Regions from separate parts of the Homo sapiens genome. Here regions 2, 3 and 4 are each linked to region 1. Evidence: read pairs that join two places in POLR2A ChIA-PET (ENCODE). Cell type or tissue: MCF 10A. All regions are shown on one strand. Links, peaks and the distances in the headings refer to the core of each region. The heading gives the core; the rest is flanking DNA. Region 1 holds the start of TMCC2 (transmembrane and coiled-coil domain family 2). Region 2 overlaps NUAK2 (NUAK family kinase 2). Region 3 overlaps DSTYK (dual serine/threonine and tyrosine protein kinase). Region 4 overlaps DSTYK (dual serine/threonine and tyrosine protein kinase).

The links. ChIA-PET counts read pairs that join two places held together with the same protein. Peaks named below come from ENCODE experiments on the same cell type or tissue, not always from the same donor. Only the 100,000 strongest peaks of a DNase experiment are listed, where the experiment ranks them.
Region 2: POLR2A ChIA-PET joins it to region 1 with 33 read pairs; 10 of 35 experiments call an interaction of 5 or more read pairs at or near these places.
Region 3: POLR2A ChIA-PET joins it to region 1 with 11 read pairs; 12 of 35 experiments call an interaction of 5 or more read pairs at or near these places.
Region 4: POLR2A ChIA-PET joins it to region 1 with 16 read pairs; 10 of 35 experiments call an interaction of 5 or more read pairs at or near these places.

What each region holds. Positions count from the first base shown.
Region 1 is chr1:205,224,245-205,229,892 of GRCh38, reverse strand. It overlaps TMCC2 (transmembrane and coiled-coil domain family 2), which reads right to left and starts at 1,947. Exons shown (of 5, transcript NM_014858.4): 1 at 1,122-1,947. The coding sequence starts at 1,328. RefSeq lists a silencer at 1,847-2,026 and an enhancer at 2,157-2,296. In MCF 10A, for the core only: no CTCF peak of the experiment used is centred there; DNase peaks (open chromatin) are centred at 872, 2,012, 2,882 and 3,372.
Region 2 is chr1:205,315,016-205,320,663 of GRCh38, reverse strand. The region is part of intron 1 of NUAK2 (NUAK family kinase 2); the gene reads left to right. Among named protein-coding and RNA genes, the nearest start is that of NUAK2, 3.9 kb to the left of the region's middle. In MCF 10A, for the core only: no CTCF peak of the experiment used is centred there; DNase peaks (open chromatin) are centred at 903, 1,773, 2,313, 2,913 and 1 weaker place.
Region 3 is chr1:205,139,089-205,144,736 of GRCh38, reverse strand. It overlaps DSTYK (dual serine/threonine and tyrosine protein kinase), which reads left to right. Exons shown (of 13, transcript NM_015375.3): 13 at 1-2,232. Among named protein-coding and RNA genes, the nearest start is that of RBBP5, 20 kb to the right of the region's middle. RefSeq lists a cis regulatory region at 2,948 and an enhancer at 2,876-3,020. In MCF 10A, for the core only: a CTCF peak has its summit at 2,896 (motif pointing right); a DNase peak (open chromatin) is centred at 2,926.
Region 4 is chr1:205,172,635-205,178,282 of GRCh38, reverse strand. All of the region lies in intron 2 of DSTYK (dual serine/threonine and tyrosine protein kinase), which reads left to right. Among named protein-coding and RNA genes, the nearest start is that of DSTYK, 36 kb to the left of the region's middle. RefSeq lists an enhancer at 3,083-3,584. In MCF 10A, for the core only: no CTCF peak of the experiment used is centred there; DNase peaks (open chromatin) are centred at 2,132 and 2,662.

The DNA.
Region 1 (5,648 bases), core at 289-5,288:
GCAGTTCCGGCAAAGGTGCATTATTTATCTCAGCTGCTGTTTTAATTGATAGAGATATATTCAAGACAGCTCGCCAATTGTCTCGGCAACCTCAGGCCGGAAAATAAACAGCTCCATGTGAACAGTTCTTTCGGCTTCTGGTTCTAGCTGCTGGCTCAGCATGTATGCAACTTGAACTGAGGCCCCAAACCAGCCCAAGCACTGCTCCACCACCTGTCAGTTCTCCACCCTGGGGGTTGGTTCAGCAGGCAGGCAGAGATCTCCAAGCACTATCTTAACCTCTGGCTCCACCTAACGGCAGGAAATCCACCTTCCCCCCCCGCCCCCGCCACCACCCCCCCCCCCCCGCCCCTTCACAGATCGGCAAACTGAGCTTCATCCAGGAAAGCGCTCAAAGATCCCAATGGGGCCCGGCACGGTGGCTCACGCCTGTAATCCCAGCACTTAGGAAGGCCGAGGCGGGTAGATCACCTGAGGTCAGTTCAAGACCAGCCTGGCCAACATGGCGAAACCCCGTCTCTACTAAAAATACAAAAATTACCCGGGCGTGGTGGCGGGTGCCTGTAATCCCAGCTACTCTGGAGGCTGAGACAGGAGAATCGCTTGAACCGAGGAGGTGGAGGTTGCAGTGAGCCGAGATCGCGCCACTGCACTCCAGCCTGGGCGACAGAACGAGACTCCGTCTCACACACATACACACACACACACACACACACACACACACACACACACACACACAAAGATCCCAATGGGTAGAGACTTACTCAGCAAGGAAAACTAATGGTCACCTGCTGTCCACTTTTTGGTTAGCATCTTGGATTTCTCCAGCCCTTTGTCTGCGAATAACACTTCACACATTATTCAAACAATCTCGGATGGGTGAGTCACTAAAACGCTTGCTGAATAATGGGGAACAAACACAGAGACCTGACACGGAGCTGAAAGACAGAGGCATAAATGGTACCTGACGTCCCCCCTGGGGTGCCAGCAAAGCATCCGCTCATCCTCTCTGACCTTTGCCTGGCTTCCCCCCTCACTTTTATCCTGTTAAAGCACTTCTGCGTGGGGTGGCGAGAGCTAAGTCGCGGGCTGGGCTTGCCGGGGGGATGGTCTGCGCTCACCTTTAAATCAGGAGGCTTGCTTCGGGGACCTGGGTTGGGCGCCGCGGCAGCGCCGGCGTCTGAAGTTGGCCCGCCAGCAGAGTTAGCACCCGTGGTCTCCCCAGGCCGGAGGTCCGCGCCCGGCAGGTGGGAAGCGGCATCTTCCAGCCCAGCTCCATCCTCCTCGCCCTGTTGTTGCTGCAGCTCGTCCGATCTGCACCTCTTCATGGTGTATGTGGGTCGGCAAGGGGAATCTGTCCTTCCAGCGCGCCGTCTTGGGGAAGACCGCACCCCCTCTTATATTCATATGAGGCCTGGGGTCTAAATTATTAACAAGGAGGGGAGATGGCAGACCACAATTTCTTGAATTAAAAAAAAAATTCTTAAAGGCGGGTGAGGGAGGGGCGAGAAGGGGGAGCCTTGGTTATAGCTTGGAATAGTTCATTTCGACCTGGGGAGCGAAGACAGGTCACAGTCGAGGCTGGGCAGCAAGAGTCCTTGGGCAGTCATTGCAGGAGGGAGAAGGGAGACAACCCCCGGCCCCCAAACTTTCTGCTTCAGGGCATGGGCAGGACGGAGAGGAGCTGGGCGGCACAGCGCATCCCTCCCGGCCGGCCGGGCTGCGGGGCGAGGCGGGGCGCGGGGCAGCCGGCCGGGCAGGTCCTAGTCGGCCGCCATCGGCGCCGGCTGCAGCCCCCGGCCCTGCAACCGGCCCCTGCCCCGCATGGTCCGGCCGCGGAGCCCGCAGCGCGCCCGGCCCCCTCCCCGGCCCGCGCGCCCCGCTCCCCGCCTGACGCGCAGCCTGCCGCAAAGCCGCGACCGCGGCCCGAGCCCGCGGCGAGCGCGCAACCTACCCCGCCCGGCTGCCTCCGCCCGGGAGCGGGAAGGCGAGGCTAGGAGGGAGTGACAGCGGCAACCGGCCAATGGGAAGCCCGCGGGGCTGAGGGGGCGTCGCGCAGCTTCGTTTTTGGGGTTGGTTGCACCGTGCGATCCCCCAGGAGAGGGCTGGAGGACGATGCTGCTGCGTTTTTGCATTGCAGAGAGCGGGCTGCAGTTCAGGGGCGGGGGCGGCGGGCGTGGGAGTCGCAGTTTCGGCTCCAGCTTGAGGGACCCTGCCGAGGAGGGCTCGCCCAGGATTTCCTCCACCCATTCGCTTTATTTGGCGAGAAGGAGCACAAGAGGGATGTTTATTATCACTGCTTTTTGGGGCTCTTAACTTTGCACCTTCTAGCCATAAGGGAGACACCTATCCCCTCTAGGATACTTGGTCTGAGTTAAATCTATGCCTACATTCAGAGCTGCAAATGCCAAGGGGAGGGGGCGTTCTCTCCTCATCGCCCCGTCCCCCGCTTTAAGTGCATTATTTCTTAATGAGACTTTACTTGGCATAATTTATGCTCAGAAATTGGGAAGAATTTCATATAAAAACACAATAACGTATGTGAGAGTTCCTTACAAACTGTGAAGCAGCTTTTAAATAAGAAAGGGTATTAATGGCAGGAGGTTGCTACATATAGATGTGTGGAAAGGGAATGCTGTCTCTCTTTGCATAAATCTCAGCCAAACTGTGCTGAGTAATCTGGAAGCAGAAGAGAGCAAACGTTGGGGTTACCAAGATATGGAGAGTAGTAATAATAACAACCCCATCTGAGTGTCTATTGTATGCCTCCTGTGGACACAATGGATTTTACTCATCCAGCAACCAGTGGTTCACAAATTGTGATCCTTGGACTAGCAACTTCAGCATCACACGGGAACTTGATAGAAATGCAAATTCTTGGCCACCAGCCAGACCTAGAGAATCAGAAGTAGTGAGCCAAGAAATCTGTGTTTTGACAAGCCCTCCAGGTAATTCTGACACACACTACCCTTTGAGAACCACTGGCCTAGACAGTGAAGGGGCCACACGGTCTCTAAAGGATTTTACAGTTTACCAATCTCTTTCGCACCCATCATGCCATTGTAGCCTCACTTCAGTCTCACTAGTCGGAGTTTCTTGACTTTCTGTTCTGTCTTCTTCCCATTCCAACCACTCATTTTAATGTGTATCCTAGAAGAGACTAATTTGTTAAGAATTTACTTCAGCCAAGCAGCTACTTTCTAAACTAGGCAGCTCCACTTTTAGAAGATAGGAATTTAGGATGGGCTGGGAATGTGGAACCACCCCCCACATCTACCACAAAGAATCGAGCACAATGTGGAAACACAAAGCTATAAGCCTTTATTTAGCATTTTCAATGGTGAGGGGATGGCAGGATGCCAGTGTAGACCGTGGGCAGGACTAGACAGAACCGGTGGGGGCAGGTTCCCATGGTGCAAGGTTTCAAGCAGAGGAATATACTGCTCCCTGCCTGACTTGGCCCAGATAAGTGCAGCGGCCCCAAAGACCCTGAGCAAGTCTTGAGGGGCACGCGGTGGCCAGCAAATGGTGAGCATGCATTGACACATGTTCATGACCTGACTCGAAGCCGAAGGAAAGTGAAGGGATTTGGTTTAAGGAAGGGATTTGGTTTCGTTTAAGGAAGCAGAGAGCATTATAATTTTGAATTATGCCTCATTTCTATACTAGATAAAAGTTGGTCTTAAGTTTGATTTTTATATTATCATATACATACAGCATGACAGCCACATTTTCTACTTGTCGTCATATTTGCAAGGTGTGATTCAGGTCAGCAAAAAAGTCTGTGGTGTGTTTCATAAAATCAGCTAATACTTTACATTCCATTTTGGAGAGGCATCATAGCATAATGGTTAAGAGCTCAGGCTCTATGGCCAGATAGGGGACAAATCCTAGCTCTGCTCTTCACTGACCATGTGAGTGGGGACACGTTATCTAACCTCTTCATGCTCCAGTTTCTGAATTATTTGGAAGTAGGGATAATGACAGTACCTACCATACAGGGTGTTGGGTAATATATGTAAAGCACTTGGACATTGCCTAGCAAAGAATGAGGGCCATAGCTATAACCACAGATGTCATCCAGTTTCAGAAGTGTTGCACATTTCACTCCAATGCTTCTATCTTCAGGAGTTCAAATGTGTCCCACCAATTTCTGACTTTCACTGAGTGTCATATTATGGAATAAGTGTGCTACTGCCAAAGAAGTTTGGCTGAGAAGTCTGTGTAGAGACCTGAGTGACCTATAACCACCAGTTTGAAGCCAATGGCAAATTTTCATTAGCCGCAGCAAATTCTTGAGCACCTAAGAAAATCAGAACTTGAAAGTACTTTGGTTGGTTGAAATTTTGTTTACGGCATTAGATTATTCTATCATTCTACGTTTCTTTGGGAAAATATAGGCACAAATTATGTTTTGATATTCAAGATTAGACAAAAGTTTGCAGATACACAATGCAAGTGATTATATTTTCTATGTAGGAGTAGCATTTCCATTCTGTTTTGGCACACCTAGTTAATTACAAGGAAATAACATGATTTAGTGGGAAGAACATTGGTCTTGGTGTCAGAAAATTCATGTAAGCATTCTAGTTCGGTTACTTCTTGTGAGCTTAACCTCTTTCACCCTCGGTTTTCTCATCTATAAACCAGGGCTAATACTATCTATCTTCACTGGTTATTGTGAGGATGAAGGTAGATAATGCACGTGAAAATGCTTGACACATGGTATATGTGCAGTAAAACTAAGTGAAACAAAAATAATTAACTTGTCCAAGCCCCCCATATACCATATGAGAAAGAGAATTATCCCAATAAGCTGAATGCTTTTTGTGAACAGAAATCCCAGTTAAACTAATGAAAGGGAGCACTCTGGTAGTATCAAATTTGCTAAACCAATAAGTATACACACAAGGAGTATAAAGGGCAGAATTATGGAATCCTGCTCTCTTGTCAACACCCAGTTCATTTAGTTTGATAAATGGTTGAAGCTTTCATTATAGAGGATAAGGTGCCAAGATTAACAAAGTGTAGAGTAGGGTTTTGTTTTGTTTTCTTTCTTTTTGTAAAAGCAATTAGGTCTGAAAAATAAAAGGCTTCTCTTTTTGCCAATAGTAAGAAGCTTGCAGATTATCCAAGGCAATTCTATGTCCTATTCCATAGCAATACTTAAAAAAACATTTAAACATCAAATGGATAAGTGGTTGTCAGTGCGCTATTTTAAGATTTAACATACTGAGTAGAGTGATTCAAAGGTAAAAGTACTCTCTAGAGGGACTAGATATAATAATTTTGCTCACTGAATTTTGATACCAATATCATTGCATATACTCCTTTGTTAATGTAATTCTCTTCCCTTTTTGTTGGAGATGACCACTTCCACGCAGTGCACTCCTTAAAAGAAATTGAGTTCTGTTGGATTAGGAAGAGTAAACTATGCAAATAATCCTTAAGAAGATTGTCTGGATTGTTGATGTTGTCACAATCCCACCACCTAAATACAGGCTTTTTACTGGCTATTGTAAAAGGAAGAGAGGACCAGGAAGGCTCTATATCACTCCTGATTGGAGAAAGCTCTTATTAGCCTAAACTAAATTTTATCCTATTTTTTACTTGAAATGTACTCAGCAGCATTTTCAACATTATTACAT
Region 2 (5,648 bases), core at 491-5,490, 91 kb before region 1:
CTGTAGAAAACACAGCCTGCCTCACAAGCTGCTGTGAGGATTGAATAAGATCGAAATATGAACTTATATTGCTCCTAACACATAGAACTTGCGGTGAGATAGCCGGGCGCGGTGGCTCACGCCTGTAATCCCAGCACTGTGGGAGGCCGAGGCGGGCGGATCGTGAGGTCAGGAGATCGAGACCATCCTGGCTAACACAGTGAAACCCCGTCTCTACTAAAAATACAAAAAATTAGCCGGGCGTGGTGGCGGACGCCTGTAGTCCCAGCTACTCGGGAGGCTGAGGCAGGAGAATGGCCTGAACCCAGGAGGCGGAGCTTGCAGTGAGCCGAGATCGTGCCACTGCACTCCAGCCTGGGCAACAGAGCGAGACTCCGTCTCAAAAACAAAACAAAACAAAACAAAACGAAACAAACAAAAAAAGAACTTGCAGTGAGAATTTCTGGAAAGGGCAGCCCAGAAAGGATGGCAAATTTGTCAAAAGTTAGTTAGCAGTGGTTAACTGGTTCTCAAACTTGAGTTTAAAGTACGTAAGGATCACCTGGGATGTTTGTTTAAAATACTTACATTCTCTGGTTCCACACCCAGAGTAATTTATTCTGAAGGTCTAGGATAGGGCCATATAATGTATATTTTAACAAGCCTTTTAGAGCAGGTGGTTTAGGCATTATTATGTTTTGCCAAATCCAGTTGGGTGCTGGTTGTGAGGGGGTGTGTGTGTGTGTGTGTGTGTGTGTGTATGGTTTGCCCTATTGGCTACATCAGCAGTTACTTCCCCAGATTGTGTTTGCTTTTGCAGCCAGTAGCTGGTTTGAAATTCAAGAAGTCATTTCATTGGTGAAGGAGAGTGGATGTTGGAGAAAGGGGTAGATTATGGCCCCATCAATAGGACCGAGTATGTTTTTCCTGCTATCGCCTGGCACAGTCCCCAGTTGCCTGCTGCCAGGTTACAGCTATTGGGCAATCATGTACTTCCTGGCTTGCCTTTTCTTTCTCTTTCTGCAAAGTGTGAGGGCCCGGTGAGGCTCCAGGCTTGAGGCTGTTGGACCCAGGCTTTGTCAGGGGCTTAGCTGGAAAATAGCTGCTGGTGGCTTGTGCTTCGTGCCTCTTGGGGGTGGAGACACTGGGTCGTGGGGACTGGGGTGGCCCAGAGACTGAGAAACTGAGATTGAAGTTCAGAGTTCCCATCAGGCTCTTGACCCAGGTCACTGTGGGGTGTGTGTGTGGATGTGCATGAGAGAGAGAGAGTAAGAGAGAGATCTCATTTGATTCCAGAATGAGATAAACTAGCTTTCAGTTTTCAAACTTAAGTGGATTTAGGCAGGGATTCCAGCTCTTATTACATCAGAAGATACTCCCTGGCCTCATGCCTCTTGCTCTATGTAGGAAGCCAAGATCAGTAGGCATGGGACCTGCTGTGAACCTCCCTGATCCATAGACCACCCAGTTCTGCAGCTGGGAACTTGCTCAGGGTCTCCTTCCTTCTTGGAGAGCAGCTGCCTGCTGTGCTAATGGTTTCTCAATTCTGGAGCATTGCCTCTTCCCCACCCCACCCCACCCCTGCCTCTTGACTGTCCTTCGTGAATCGAGAGAGACCTAGTGCCTCAGGATACTTCAGTGCGGGAGAGGGGTGTGGGAGCTTGCCCAAGACCTCCCCTAGAATGAATTGAGATTGTTGGTGGGAGCTAGATTCAGAGGAAAGCCAGCTGGGTGACTTCCATCCCAATTTTCTCTCCACCTTTCTAGCACACTTCCCGCTCCCAACCTGCCTAGATGGGATTATCAGGGCCAGATGGGATTGGCTGAGGGAAGGGCAGGTGGGCGGAACTAATGGCTGCTCTAGGAGGACATCAAAGGAAAAACAAATATTTGCTCTGGCTCTTCAATACATTCCTGGTATCCAAATGACATTTCCTCCTGGGACTCACCCAGCTCCCCTGGCCACCCCTTCCCCTAAAGAGAAAAACACATGCTGGGGTCTCTGAAATGGTGGAGTCCACCAAAGCCTTTGGATGATCTGCATGGAAGTCTTACCTCCAAGGGGAACCATTAGGGCCGTGAGTCCAAGTGTATGGTGCTCTGGAGCAAGAGTGCTTCTGTCTTTTTTATGTTTTGGAGTGCAGTGCAGGATTTCAAAATGTTTGGAAATGACTGAGGTGGTCCGAGTCCTTCATTGACAGATAGAGTAGCTGAGGCCCGAAGAGGGGAAGTGACTTATCCTGTAGCTGGTGAGTGGCATGCCTGCAATATGGGCTCCTGGATGACCAAGTACTGAGTCCTAGACTGGGAGTTGGTCTTGAGATGAGCCCAGGCTTGCCTCAGTGTGCTTTGTTATTCCAACAGTTAGCTCCCGCTGTCTTTCCCAGCACTACAGGCAGTGCTTCAGGTGGGAAGAGTCACTGGGAACCAACCCCCACCCTCACATACAGTGACTGTGTTGAAGGATTCTGGGTGGGTGAACTACACTATATTCCTGGGTTTCAAACCTTGTTGGGGATGCTGCCTAGCTGACAGTCAAGGTTGCAAGCATTCAAATCGTGGCTCCATTGCTTACCAGCTGTGCAACCTCTCTGTACCTCAGTTTCCTTATCTGTAAAGTAGGGGTGATAATTATTCCTACCTCGTGGGATTCTCTTAGGATTAAGTAAGATAGCATATGTAAAGTGCTTAGCACAGTGTCTGACACACACAGTGTTATTATCCCAGCAAGGCTGGCTTTGATGAAGTCCTGCCCTTCCCTTTCCTGGGGAATCCCTGCGTCCTGGAGGTCTGTCCTACCCTGAGAAAGAGTATGGATTGTGCTTGGCTTCCCTAAGCCAAACCACTTTGGTTGCTGCTTTGTTCAAAGTCCTCGTCTCTCCTTCGGCCCCAGCTCCAGAGAAGGACTCCTGCCTGGCTGGCTGCCAAGGGCTTGCTTGGCAGGACACTGCCCTCCCAGCTCCCTCTGCACCTGCCTGCTAAGCGGCAGGGAGGGAGGCTGCAGGCCACTCTTGTCCTTGAGCCCCAGCCAAACCACACAAGAAGGCTGGGCAGGGAAGCTCCTTGCCCAGCAACCCGGTAGAGGGGGCTGGAGGATGGCAAGGAGGGGGCAGCACAGTATAGGGAGGTGGCTCAGGCTCCCCTTGGAGCCCATTCCTGATCCCTGCCTAGCTCTCTGGCTGGTGTGGTGGGATGGCGAGCCACCCCTAGGCCCACCCCCACTCTGCCCAGCCTGGGCCAACCCAGCCCAACCTCTCCTCCGTTATCTAAATGGGTCATCCCCTAGCTCCTTGCCCTGCCTCCCAGACAGCAGCTGCTCCACAAAAGGCCAGAGAGAAATCAAGGATCTTGGCTCCAGCTCTGGGTGATAACTATGACCAGAGATGCCCAGCTTGCACCTTCTCTCCCTCCACCTGGAACCAGCATCTCTGGATCTTCTTTTTCTAAGACCTTTCTACCATCCTCTCCTGAATCCAGATCGTTCCTGATCTGAGTCCCTGGGAGGGAGGCAGTGTTTACCAATTGAGCCACAGCACCTACCTCTCCAGGGTGTTGGCAGAGGAGTGGGCATATTTGTATATCTGTAAGTGGGATGGGGTGGCTGGTGATACTACACAGCCTGGCCTAGGGCAAGATATGGGGCATTCCCTTCTCCAGGGATGGGAGGCAGGCAGGGAAATCTCTATGGCTGAGATGGAAGCTTCTCCAGGCACCATCCTTCCATCTTCAGTCCTGATTGTGTCTTGATGTGTTGTGGAACCTTGGAAAAGTCAGTGTGCCTTTCTGGACTTCAGTGTGTGCTGTTTGCAAAATAGAATGAGGAATTAACCCTGCTGCCTTTTCCAATGTTTAGGACTGCAGGGGCAAGAAAACCACTGGGACAGAATCAGAAATTATGCTCAAGCAGGCTACCGTGGCCATAGTATGGGGCTGCTTATAATAATACTTGGCTAGCACCTTCCTGGCATAGTAGCAGGTGGCCCATTTCTGAAGAAGTTCAGCATAGAATTCTAGAGTTTGGAAGGGTGCGTAGAGATCCTGATGTGCAAATTCGTGAATGGCTCTTTCTTTTTGGCCTTTGTTCAAACCTTTCTTTCTGTCTGGAATGCCCTTGTTGCCCCTCCCTAGCCCACCTCCCTTGGCTTAGCAAACCTCACTCATCCTTCAAAATCGAAAGCAGTTTTTCTCCCAGAGGTGGTTTCCCTGCTCCTCCTATGGGCAAAGGAAGTTCTCTCCAGTGCTCTTGGAGCCTCTCTGCAGGCAGGGACATCAACTGCCACATTTATCACAATAGAATGGAGTTTAATTAATTGTCAGTCCTCCCACTGGACTGTGGGACTGTCCACTTTTTATCTGAATCCCTAACACCTAGCACAGTGCCAGCCAGGCACATGGTAGGCACTCAGCAGATGACTGGAGAATAAATATCCTTTCGTTTTTCAGATGAGGACATGAAAACCAGCCAGATGAGTTAACCAGACTTATCTGGTCAAGTGACTTATGTTGAGTTGCATAGCTCTATAGGGGCAAATAAGGATTCGATTCCTGGGCTCTTGATGCCATCTCCACTAATCAGATGTTCAGGTTTATGTTATTATCATTGAATCTGGTTTTCTTTCCCCTTCTGAGTAGGGTGGCCATATATTGTATTATCTAAACTTGGATACTTTGGAGAGTAAAAGGGGCAATATTAGTAATTAGACCAGGACTGTCTCAGGCATGTGGCCTTCCTGCCTCTGGGTGATTGGTTCAGCAATTGTTACCCTCTTCCTTGGTTTTAGTCATTTTATTTTTATTTTTTATTTTTTTTTTAAGACAGAGGCTCGCTCTGTCACCCAGGCTGGAGTGCAGTGGTGCAATCTCAGCTCACTGCAACTTCTGCCCTCCCGGGTTCAAGCAATTCTCGTGCCTCAGCCACAGAGTAGCTGAGATTACAGGAATGCATCACCAGGCCCAGCTAATTTTTGTATTTTTAGTAGAGATGGGGTTTCACCACGTTGGCCAGGTTGGTCTTGAACTTCTGGCCTCGAGTGATTTGCCCGCCTCGGTCTCCCAAAGTGCTGAGATTATAGGCATGAGCCACTGCGCCCAGCCTAATCAACATATTTTTATTCTAGAGAATAGTTGCCTGGCTATCTTGCAGATGAGAACAAAGGTCCCTAAAAATTAGTCCTTATAACCGAGGTGGACTTCACCCATGTCTAGGAAGAAGAGGAGAAAATCTTATCTGAGCACTGCTCCCATCTCAGTCAAAGGTCATCAGCCCAGTGACTTAACTAGTAAATATTTGCGATTTATGTTCACCAGTAAACAATTGTTGAACACTTTCTGTATGCTGAGCTCTGTCTAGGCCTGAGCTGTTGCTCTAATTTACTTTGACAGGCTAGCCAGCAGATAGCTAGAGCCCTCTCCTGTGGGTCCAGGATAGGCTGGGGAGCAGTGGTCTAGCCCCACCAGGGTGGTGATGCATGGCTCTTTTTGTCTGCCACCTGCTTGGAGACCGATAGAGGCCTGATGACATAACTTGTTTGCTTCCTGGAAAGTGCCAGCCGTACTGTGATCTCCTGGGACCTAATATGGATACCTGGTGGGTCCCTAACCTACCCCCTGATGCCAGAGCACAAACTTGCAGGAGGCTGGAACTGTTCAATGAGGATTAACAATTCTGA
Region 3 (5,648 bases), core at 482-5,481, 85 kb after region 1:
TGTTACAGTTCATTTTCTTTAAAAAAAAGTATTTTGAGAAAAGGTGCAAAATATTCTTGAAAGTCTCTAGGCCAGCCAAAGTCCACATATGGATATTTGGGGATGTTATTTAAATACTCAGCAGGCTGAGTGCAGGTATACGTGTGTATAGAGTGTGTATACTTTGCTTTTGTTTTATAACATTGTCAGCTAATTTTGGCTTTGTTCTTTGGCATCCATTCTTATTATAAGTGATGGAATGCCATGAAATGTACTGTATTGTATATTACTTGGGAGGACACTAGGTTTTCAAAGAAGTCTGGCAGCACTTGGGTTATAGAGGGCTCAGCATGACCAAAGTCCTAAAGATTTTACCTCCCAGCTTTGGTTGTATGTGTTCCCAAGTGGTGAGGTGAGATTGTGGCTGGAGGAAGAAAAAGGATGGCATGAAAGAATGACCCTTATTGTGGTCTGTCCTTCTAATCAACATAATTAGGGCAGCTTACCCCAACATGAAAATGATGACCTGGCCATTTTTAATGGCCAGAGCTTGAAGTCTGGTCTCTCATTTTGTTTCAGAAATGAGTGAGAGGCCTTCCTGCAGAGCAGTCAGGAGAAATGGTGGAGCCTGGGGCCCTGGAATGGCTGACCCTGTGCCTAGAGAGCTGATGGCAAGGGCTGTCTGGCATGGCTCATTTGGGTGGGGTTTCCCCAGGCATACCTTAGTTCCCTGATCCTCTGCAAAGAGTAGCTCATTGACTGAGCAAGCGCTTCAGGAGGACTGTGCTGGTTGTTCCCAGACCAAAGAGAGTCACTTTTGACTCCATCAACTTCAAGGGGACAGAGCCTAGGCAGCAGATTCTCCTAATTTTTAACACTAAAATTCAAGGAAGCAGTGGAGGAAAGAATGCATTACTACCACAGATAGAAATAGGGGACTCATAGAACTCTCGACTAGTACCTGTCAGCTCTCAAATGCATTCTTGTGTCTTTGCTTGAGCTGCCAAAGAAGGGTCACAAAGTGTTCTTCCTCATGGAAGAAGTGCCTCGGGGTTGCAGGGCTGCAAAGTGACAACTGCACTGAATGACACTTTATTTTTTGGCTTTGGCTTATTATTTAGCACTGGGAGGCCCAGGGGAATTGGTGATTACAGTAGCACTTTGGGAAGTTAAAGCCCCCTTTGGGCTTGCTTTGGAGAGATGATGGCATGCTTGGTATTCCATTTGGATAATCAGGAAGCCTCCCTAGTCCATCCATATTGTGTCAGAGTGGGATTAACAACCCTGGAAGAGTCCACTGCCAAAAGAGTAGTTGCTTTCCTGGAATTTCCAAAGCTTTTGGATTTTCTGGATCAAGTAACCCACTTTTTAAAACCTGAGGTCAGGAGTTCGAGACCAGCCTGGTAACATGGTGAAACCCCGTCTCTATTAAAAATAGAAAAAATTAGCCAGGCATGGTGGCGGGCACCTATAGTCCCAGCTACTCAGGAGGCTGAGGTAGGAGAATTGCTTGAACCCAGGAGACAGAGGCTGCATTGAGCCAAGATCACACCACTGCACTCCAGCCTGGGCAGCAGAGCAAGACTCCATCTCAAAAAAAAAAAAAAGAAAAAGAAAAAGAAGGTTAATCCTTCAGTTATGGAGGTGGGATGAATAGAGCTTGTTTGATGTTAAAGTGGGTAAGGAGGGAGTGGCCTTGAGACACTTGTATTCCAAACTCTCCTGGAGGTTTCCAGTAGCACTACTGTTCCTAAAAGGGTTTCATTTTTAACTTCATCTGTTTTGTTAACATCCAGTCCAATTGAGGTGATCTCAGAGGTGCATCAGGACATCTAGCACTGGGGAGGCCACCTTGCCCAGATAGTTGAAAAGAAAATTGGTCTGGGCAGCCTGTTGTCTTTTGTCTTCATGTAATGTTTTTTCTTTGTTTTAAAGGACTAATGTTTATTACAGTGTTAAATAAAAGTGTAAGATACTAAGTGTGTAGAATAAAAGTGCAATAACAAAAGACAATGACTTTGGCACACACTTCAGTCTTTATCCTCTCTCCTTTCTTGTGCTACCTGGCTCTTTCCATAATATTGTTACAGCAGGACCGTCTTAATTGTGTGCATTTTGAAGAGATGCGACTCTGGGTTAATCTTCATTAGTGTAATATTGAAGGGTTGGGTTTGGTTTTATAGAGTATTCTGTATACTTGTTGGGATACACAAATACCAGATGTGCTGTATAATAAAGATCACATTAACGTTTTAGGTTTCTATCTGTTTGGTTTTGGTTTTCCCTTACCTCACTACCCATAGTAACAGGACGTTCCCTAATCCATTCCATTTCCACTGGTGACCTTCAGTCAGATGTCTTTCAGTTTGCCTTAGGAGAGATGGATGGAACATGTTCCTCTCCCATCAGGGGCCCTCCCCAGCCACCATGGCTCTTGGCCTCTGGGTACTTTACATCATCACTACTGAAGGGTGGGGCAAGGGAATGGGAGATAGGATAGTGGAGAAAAGGGGTGAGATGATAGTCATGTATCTTCCAGAGCCTATCCTGGGTGACATGCTTTTTTCCAGCTTCTTTTAAGCACGAACCTGCAGCATTGTGAGTTCATATATGAGCCTAGCTACTCTATTATAATACATGGTGAGGGAACTGGGCACATAATCTTACGCTGGCCTATCTGCATGTAGTGTATTTTGCATTTTCTATTTAGGCTCACCCCAGTGCTGAGATTTGCTTGCTCAGCAGTGCCTGACAGGCACCACCATGGGCCACCGCCAAGAGACAGGCACCACTTCTAGTCACCAGGGAAGGTCAGCGTGCAGCACGAGGTGCGTTTGCTTTGGTTTGTTTTTTGTTATCATACCATGTCCGGCTTGTGTGGCTGTCATTTTTTGCTGTAAGTACTTTTGGTTTGACTGCAACACAAGGTTAGCCAGCAGATGGCAGCACATCTTAAATAGCTGGTGTAGTCCTGCTCCTTGAGGTTGATCTCGCTGGTTCTCAGCCTATACCGACACAGTATTCATTTAATGCAACTGAAGCCGGTTAGCTCAGTTAGTTAATGCTAATAATGCAGATAAGCCTTATTTTATTTTATTTTTTATTTTGGAGACAGTGTCTTGCTCTTGCTGTTGCCCCAGCTGGAGTGCAGTGGCACAAACATAGCTCACGGTAGCCTTGACCTCCTGGGCTCAAGCAATCTTCCTGCTTCAACCTCCTGAGTATCTGGACCACAGATGCATGCCATCGTGCCTGGCTGTTTTTGTTTGTTTAAGGACAGGGTCTGGCTATGTTGCCCAGGCTGGTCTCAAACTCCTGGGCTCAAGCAATACTGCCTCAGCCTCCCAAAGTGCTGGGATTATAAGTGTGAGCCATGCACCCAGCCCAGATAAGCCTCTTAACACTTGTGAAACTCTCTAGTAACTCCAGCCACACTTCATAGTTAAATATATCCCATCTTATATGCATATGCCCTGTATTTTCCTAGGAAGTTCAGTGTGACGGAGTTCTCTTAACCTCTTCCTTTGCCCTTATTACTTTGGAAAAAAATAGCTTGTGGTATACACATTTTCAGATTGGGTATGCTTTTTCAAGAACACATCCCTCAGTAGGTATGTGCCCTGAGTAGGGCAACTTGAGTGGCCTTCCTGATCCTTTATTTCGGTGGAGTTCAGGCTTCTGAACATTATTAAATTCAACCTCAAAATTTCTGTCTTTAGCAGAATCCCAAGGAGTCCATGAAGTGCTAACTGAATAACCTCCTTTGGAGTGCAGTTACTACGGGGAGACACACACTGATTGAGGCCTCTTGTGGCCCTTCTAGGGAGAGTCTATTCCTTGGTATATTTTATTTTCATTTTTATTTTTTTGAGATAGAGTCTCACTCTCCCAGGCTGTAGTGCAATGGTGTGATCTCAGCTCACTGCAACCTCCGCCTCCCAGGTTCAAGCTGTTCTCCTGCCTCAGCCTCCTGAGTAGCTGGGATTACAGGCACGCACCACCATGCCCAGCTAATTTTTGTATTTTTAGTAGAGACAGGGTTTCGCCACGTTGGCCAGGCTGGTCTCGAACTCCTGACCTCAGGTGATCTGGCCTCCCAAAGCGTTGGGATTACATGCATGAACCAGCACTCCTGGCCCCCTTGGTATATTTTGAAGTTAGCATTTCAAATCCATGAAAAAAATAGATTAGTCAGTAAAGTTGGCTATCCCCTTGTTTTAGTCTTTTCCTGCTACTATAACAAAATACCACAGACCAGGTAATTTATAAATAACAAATTTATTCCTCATAGTTTTGGGAGCTGGGAAGTTCATGATTGAGGTGCCAGCAGGGTCACTATCTGGTAAGAACTGCTCTGTGCTTCCAAGATGGCACCTTGTTGCTGCGTCCCTCAGGAGACTAACGCTGTCCTCACATGGCAGAAGAGATGGAAGAACTAGGCAGCCCTCTGAGCCTCTTTATAGTGCCATTAATCCTATCCGTGAGGGCTAAGCCCGCATGGCCTAATCACCTCCCAAAGGCCCCACCTCTTAATAGCTTGGGGTTTGAGTTCCAACATAGGAATTCTGGAGGGACACATGCATTCAAATCATATCACCACCTGAGGAAAAAAATACTTAAATCATCATGTGAAAAAAAAGTCCAGGTCTGGGAGAGATGTAAATGTAAAAACACAAAACAAAAAAACAAAACTGTAGGCTGGGCACAGTGGCTTGTCCGGGCACGGTGGCTCATGCCTGTAATCCTAGTACTTTCAGAGGCTGAGGTGGGCAGATCACCTGAGATCAGGAGTTTGAGACTAGCCTGGCCAATATGGTGTCTACTAAAAATACAAACATTAGCCAGGTGTGGTGGTGCATGCCTGTGACCCCAGCTACTGGGGAGGCTAAGGCAGGAGGAGAATCACTTGAACCTGGGAGGCAGAGGCTGCAGTGAGCTGATCATGCCACTGCACTCCAGCCTGAGCAACAGAGCAAGACTCCATCTCAAACAACAAAAAAAGAATATATATAACATAACCCATTTTTTGGTAAAAATCCCTTTGTTCCCCATAACCCCAAATTATCTAGAGATTTAGTCCATCTGGCCAGGAGCAGTGGCTCATGCCTGTAATCCCAGCACTTTGGGAGGCTGAGGCGGGTGGATCTCAAGGTCAGGAGATCAAGACCATCCTGGCTAACACAGTGAAACCCTGTCTCTACTAAAAATACAAAAAATTAGCCAGGCGTGGTGGCGGGTGCCTGTAGTCCCAGCTACTTGGGAGGCTGAGGCAGGAGAATGGTGTGAACCTGGGAGGCGGAGCTTGCAGTGAGCTGAGACTGCGCCACTGCACTCTAGCCTGGGTGACAGAGCAAGACTCCGTCTCAAAAAAAAGAGAGAGATTTAGCCCATCTGCATGTATAGTGCACAGAAAAAAAAATTTGTAAATGTATAAATCAAACTGATAATAGTGATTTTCCTAAAGAGGCAACTTCCAACTTTTAGAGTATGGAATTTCTGTTACTGTATTGTTTATCTGCTATGAACATCTAGAAAATGAATCCTGGCTAATTTAGGAGGAAGGAAATATGTATTGGAAAAATACTAGTGCCTCAAAAAATCAACAACTAGAACTGGAAGATCAGACTCACAGAATCAGTAGGCAGGACCGGTAGCAGGAACAGCCACAG
Region 4 (5,648 bases), core at 391-5,390, 52 kb after region 1:
TCGAGATAGAGAGAAGAGAGTTGAGATCCTTAAAGTCTTCATGCTCATGAGTTGAGAATCAGAGCTAAAGCCTTTGCTTTGGGGTGTTTGGGATTATAAATATTCTTCTACTTTTAGCATGATTGTCTCATGCTTTCTATGGCTACTGAGGGCTATGACTGTGATTCTGTTTTTTCTAAGTCTTATATCTGGCCTGAGTTACACACTGATGCTTTTACTAGGTAGGGAGATGAGCTTGTATCCATTCAATGTTGACTACTGGGATAAAACTCTGGTTTGCCTTCACATTGATCCCAGTTTCTTTGAGGCATGTTATAACCTAGAAACATGTTATAGCCTGTTTGGTTGCAGCTCCCCCTTGGAAAGTATATGTACCAAAAAGAGTCAAGGTATTTTCTTTTTCTTTTTTTTTTTTTGAGATGAAGTCTCGCTCTGTCTCCCAGGCTGGAGCGCAGTGGCACGATCTTGGCTCACTGCAACCTCCGCCTCCTGGGTTCAAGCGATTCTCCTGCCTCAGCCTCCTGAGTAACTGGGATTACAGGTGCCTGCCACCATGCCTGGCTAATTTTTGTATTTTTAGTAGAGATAAGGTTTCAGTATGTTGGCCAGGCTGGTCTCAAACTCCTGACCTTAAGTGATTCACCCGCCTTGGCCTCCCAAAGTGCTGGGATTACAGGCATGAGCCACCACACCCAGCCAAGTCAAGGTATTTTCTATACAATAACAAAAATAGGGAGGTATTTTACTTAATATGTAATTAATATTTAAGAGTGATGGTTCAGGGAACTATTTAGAAATGAAAAAGAATCAGCCCTGTGTGAAAACAAACAGGAGAAACCTTTCAAATGCCCCATGAGAATGTCACGAGAGGAGAATTGGAAGTAAAGTAGCTAGAATATGGGGACAAGGATAGAGGTCAAGGCTGTCCAAGGGCAGGACAATTACTAATATATAGTTGTGTGTGAACCTGAGGCTTCAGAACTCTAGAGAAAGCAAAGACATCTGCTACCTACCAACTTTAGCCTGCGTACATAACTGTTTTCTGGCTTTTTGTTTGTATGTTTGTTTATATTTTAGAAATAGGGTCTCACTCTGTTGTTCAGGCTAGAGTGCAGTGACGTGATCACGGCTCACTGTAACCTCAACTTCCTAGGCTCAAGGGATCTTCCTGCCTCAGCCTCCTGAGTAGCTGGGACTATAGGTGGGTGTCACCATACCCGGCTAATTTGTTTTATTTTTTGTAGAGATGGAGTCTCGCCATATTGCCCAGGCTGGTCTCGAACTCCTGGGCTCAAGGGGATCTTCCAGCCTCAGCCTTCCAAAGTGCCAGGATTACAGGCGTGAGACACTGTGCCAGGCCACTGTTTTCTGTTTGAATTATCAGTTAGTATAATCATCCTTTGTTATAATAGAGTTTTAGTAATGTGCCATGAGCTACAGAGTAAGGATTCTTCACCTATAAGAGTCAGTATTCTTAGGAAGGGGTCAGCCTTCGTCAGTGATTGAGTGATTACTTCTTGGCATTTAAAATAGCGTCACTGGCTGGGCACAGTGGCACATGCCTATAATCCTAGCACTTTGGGAGGCTGAGGCAGGAGGATCGCTTGAGCTCAGGAGTTTTAAGACCAGCCTGGGCAACTTAGTGAGATTTTGTCTCTACAAAAAATTTAAAAATAAATAAAATAGTGTCATTTTACACTTTATACCCAAAACAAAACCAAAGAAGTATATTCTGGTGTTTGTAGAGTAGCAAGCTCCTTTCTATTGCATTTCTTTTTTTTTTTTTTTTTTTTTTTTTTTTTTTTTAAGAGGGAGTTTCACTCTTGTTGCCCAGGCTGGAGTGCTATGGCATGATCTCGGCTCACCGCAACCTCCGCCTCCTGGGCTCAAGCAATTCTCCTGCCTCAGCCTCCCGAGTAGCTGGAATTACAGGCATACGCCACCACCCCGGCTAATTTTGTGTTTTCAGCAGAGATGGGGTTTCTCCATGTTGATCAGGCTGGTCTTGAACTCCCAACCTCAGGTGATCTGCCTGTCTCGGCCTCCCTAAATGCTGGGATTACAGGCGTGAATCACTGCACCCAGCCTCTATTGCATTTCTTAATCATGCCGAGAAAATGGGTGGTAACAGATCAACTTCTGTAAACTCCACAGATTTATGCAGAATGCGTTCTACAAGAGAAATCTCTTTAGGAATTCACTATGACTCAATATAGGAATTATGGGTTATTGTCATGATTCCTTGAGATTCTTTTTACTTGATTGAGTTAGGAGCAAAATGCTTACTCATTGCTTTATTCTTGGAGTAGAGGCAAATGCAATTTCAGATAAATGTGTGGGATAAAATGTGTGGGATGGGAGTTGAAAGATAGAAGATTTTACATATGCCGATTGAAAGTGGCTTTGAGCATCATTTCTTCATTAATTCATTCCATGTTTATTTATTGGATGCTTACTAAGTGCCAGGCACTGTTCTAGGTGCTAAGAAGGTATATAGCCATCCATGAAACAGTCTGAGGTCAGACTTCCCTCTCAGGTGGCCATACTAAGGCCCATAACAGCTCTGGCTCATCCTCTTTATATTAATTTTTATTTTTTCACTCCCTGTCTCCAGGAAACAGTGTTGGCGTCCTTTTTTGTTTATAACCGTCAAGCATGAGTCATCCCTTCACTGAGTATTGCAGAATCGCATATCACATTCCAGCCTAATTCGTACTGCTGCCAGGGTCTCTGCCAGCAGCTCTTTGCCTATCTTCTGACAATCATGATACTCAGAGCAGTGAGACCAACTGCACATGTTGGTCAACTGGGGAAGGGAGAAGACAGAGCATGATACCTGTTTTCTATCCATTTTTGTTTAGTACAAGGTATATTTAGGAATAGGCAGCTTCTGGCGGGCACGGTGGCTCACGCCTGTAATCCCAGCACTTTGGGAGGCTGAGGCAGGCGGATCACGAGGTCAGGAGATCGAGACCATCCTGGATAACATGGTGAAACCCTGACTCCACTAAAAATACAAAAAAATTGCCGGGCGTGCGCCTGTAGTCCCAGCAACATGGGAGGCTGAGGCAGGAGAATGGCGTGAACCTGGGAGGCGGAGCTTGCATGAGCCAAGATTGCGCCACTGCACTCCAGCCTGGGCAACAGAGCGAGACTCTGTCTCAGAAAAAAAAAAAAAAAGGGCAGCTTCTTTGTGGGTGCCAATATATCAGGCCATACTCTACCATTAGAAAGCCCGAAATCCATGGCAGGGCACGGTGGCTGGTGCCTGTAATCCCCGCACTTTGGGAGACCAAGGTGAGTGGATCACCTGAGGTTGGGAGTTTGAGACCAGCCTGACCAACATGGAGAAACCCCATCTCTACTAAAAAAACAAAATTAGCCCGGCGTGGTGGCGCATGCCTGTAATCCCAGCTACTCGAGACGCTGAGGCAGGAGAATCGCTTGAACCTGGGAGGCGGAGGTTGCAGTGAGCCAAGATGTGCCATTGCACTCCAGCCTGGGCAACAAGAGTGAAACTCCGTCTCAAAAAAAAAAAAAAAATTAAAAATAAAGCCTGAAATCCCTTTTTTTAATTAATTAATTAAGTAATTTTTTTTTTGGACAGTATCTCACTCTGTTGCCCAGGCTAGAGTGCAGTGGTGTGATCTCAGCTCACTGCAACCTCCACCTCCCAGGTTCAAGTGATTCTCATTCCTCAGCCTCCCAAGTAGCTGAGACTACAGGCATATGCCACCATGCCCAGCTAATTTTTTTTTTTTTTTTTTTTGGAGACGGAGTCTCACTCTGTCACCCATTCTGGAGTACAATGGCATGATCTCAGCTCACTGCAACCTCCTCCTTCTGGGTTCAAGTGATTCTTCTGCCTCAGCCTCCTGAGTAGCTGGGACTACAGGCTTGTGCCACCACACTCAGCTAATTTTTGTATTTTTAGTAGAGACAGGGTTTCACCATATTGGCCAAGCTGATCTTGAACTCCTGACTTCGTGATCCACCTGCCTCGGCCTCCCAAAGTGCTGGGATTACAGGTGTGAGCCACCTTGCCCAGCCTAATTTTTGTATTTTTAATAGAGACTGGTTTTGGCCATGTTGGCCAGGCTGGTCCCGAACTCCTGGCCTCAAGCAATCTGCCCACCTCAACCTCCCAGAGTGCTGGGATTACAGGCATGAGCCACTGTGCCTGACTTCCAAAATTCATTTCTTTAATAATGAATTTACACCTATGAGCAAATAAAGTCAGCTGGTCTCTTAAAAACAGTATTGGGCCAGGCATGGTGGCTCACGCCTATAATCCCAGCACTTTGGGAGGCTGGGGCAGGCAGATCACCTGAGGTTAGGAGTTCAAGACCAGCCTTGCTAACATGGCAAAACCCATCTCTACCAAAAAATACAAAAATTAGCTGGGCATGGTGGCACATGCCTTGTAATCCCAGCTACTCAGGAAGCTGAGGCAGGAGAATCACTTGAACCCAGGAGGCAGAGGTTGCAGTGAGCCAAGATCGTGCCACTGCGCTCCAGCCTGGGCGACAGAGCGAGACTTCATCTCAAAAAAAAAAAAACAACCGTATTGGTCTTACAAATGGACTTGGCAGCTTTGGCTGATGTTTCTGTTGTGCACACAAAATGGTCCTTTAAGGAAAACCTGAAAATTTATTCTAGAATTTTAAGATAATCCATCAGAAAAAACAAACAAAATTCTTCCTGAAATTTCTAAACAATACTTTGGTTTTGAATATTTAGGCTTTCCTTTCATAAATTTGATTGGTTGATTTATATCTTTTAAAAAATATGTCTTTAGGGCAGCTTTGTAATATAAAAAATATTTCCACCTATAATTCTTTACTTTAATGTAACTGTTTTCTTTTCTTTTCTTTTTTTTTTTTTTTTTTTTTGAGACAGTCTCATTCTGTCACCCAGGTTGGAGTGCATGGTGTGATCTCAGTTCACTGCAGCCTCCGTCTCCTCGGTTCAAGCAATTCTCCTGCCTCAGCTTCCTGAGTAGCTGGAATTATAGGTGTGCACCAGCATGTCTGGCTAATTTTTGTATTTTCAGTAGAGACGGGGTCTCCCCATATTGGCCAGGCTGGTCTTGAACTCCTGACCTCAAACGATCTGCCCACCCCAGCCTCCCAAAGTGCTGGGATTACAAGTGTGAGCCACCACACCCAGCCTAATGTAACTGTTTTCCTTTCCTTTTAGTCTTTATCTCATTGTTATATGTGATTATAATGTTGTCATTTATGCAGTTGTATGTTCTATTTTAAACCTTAAAATTTGTTACTTACCAACTTTTTGAATATGCCTGACTGAAATGATTCATACTGTAGCATGTGTGACTCAGGGTAGTGAAAGGGGGTTTGTTTTGAATAGCAAGATGAGCATCAGACTAGTCTTCCAACCAGAAAACATTCCATGCAACTTGAGACACAGATGAAACAGCAAATTTCTTCTTGGCTTGGGGTTGGATAAAGGGTGGATTGACTTATGTAGTGTTTGCTAAAATGACAAATGGTGAGATGCTAAAAGCACTTTGAGCTTTAGGGAGTTCAAAGTGGCCAGGCAAATTAAAGTTATGTGACCTATCTGAGAATATAGCATAGTTCTTTGTGAGAAAAGAAAGTGAGATATTTGTGCTTTGTTGGAAATAA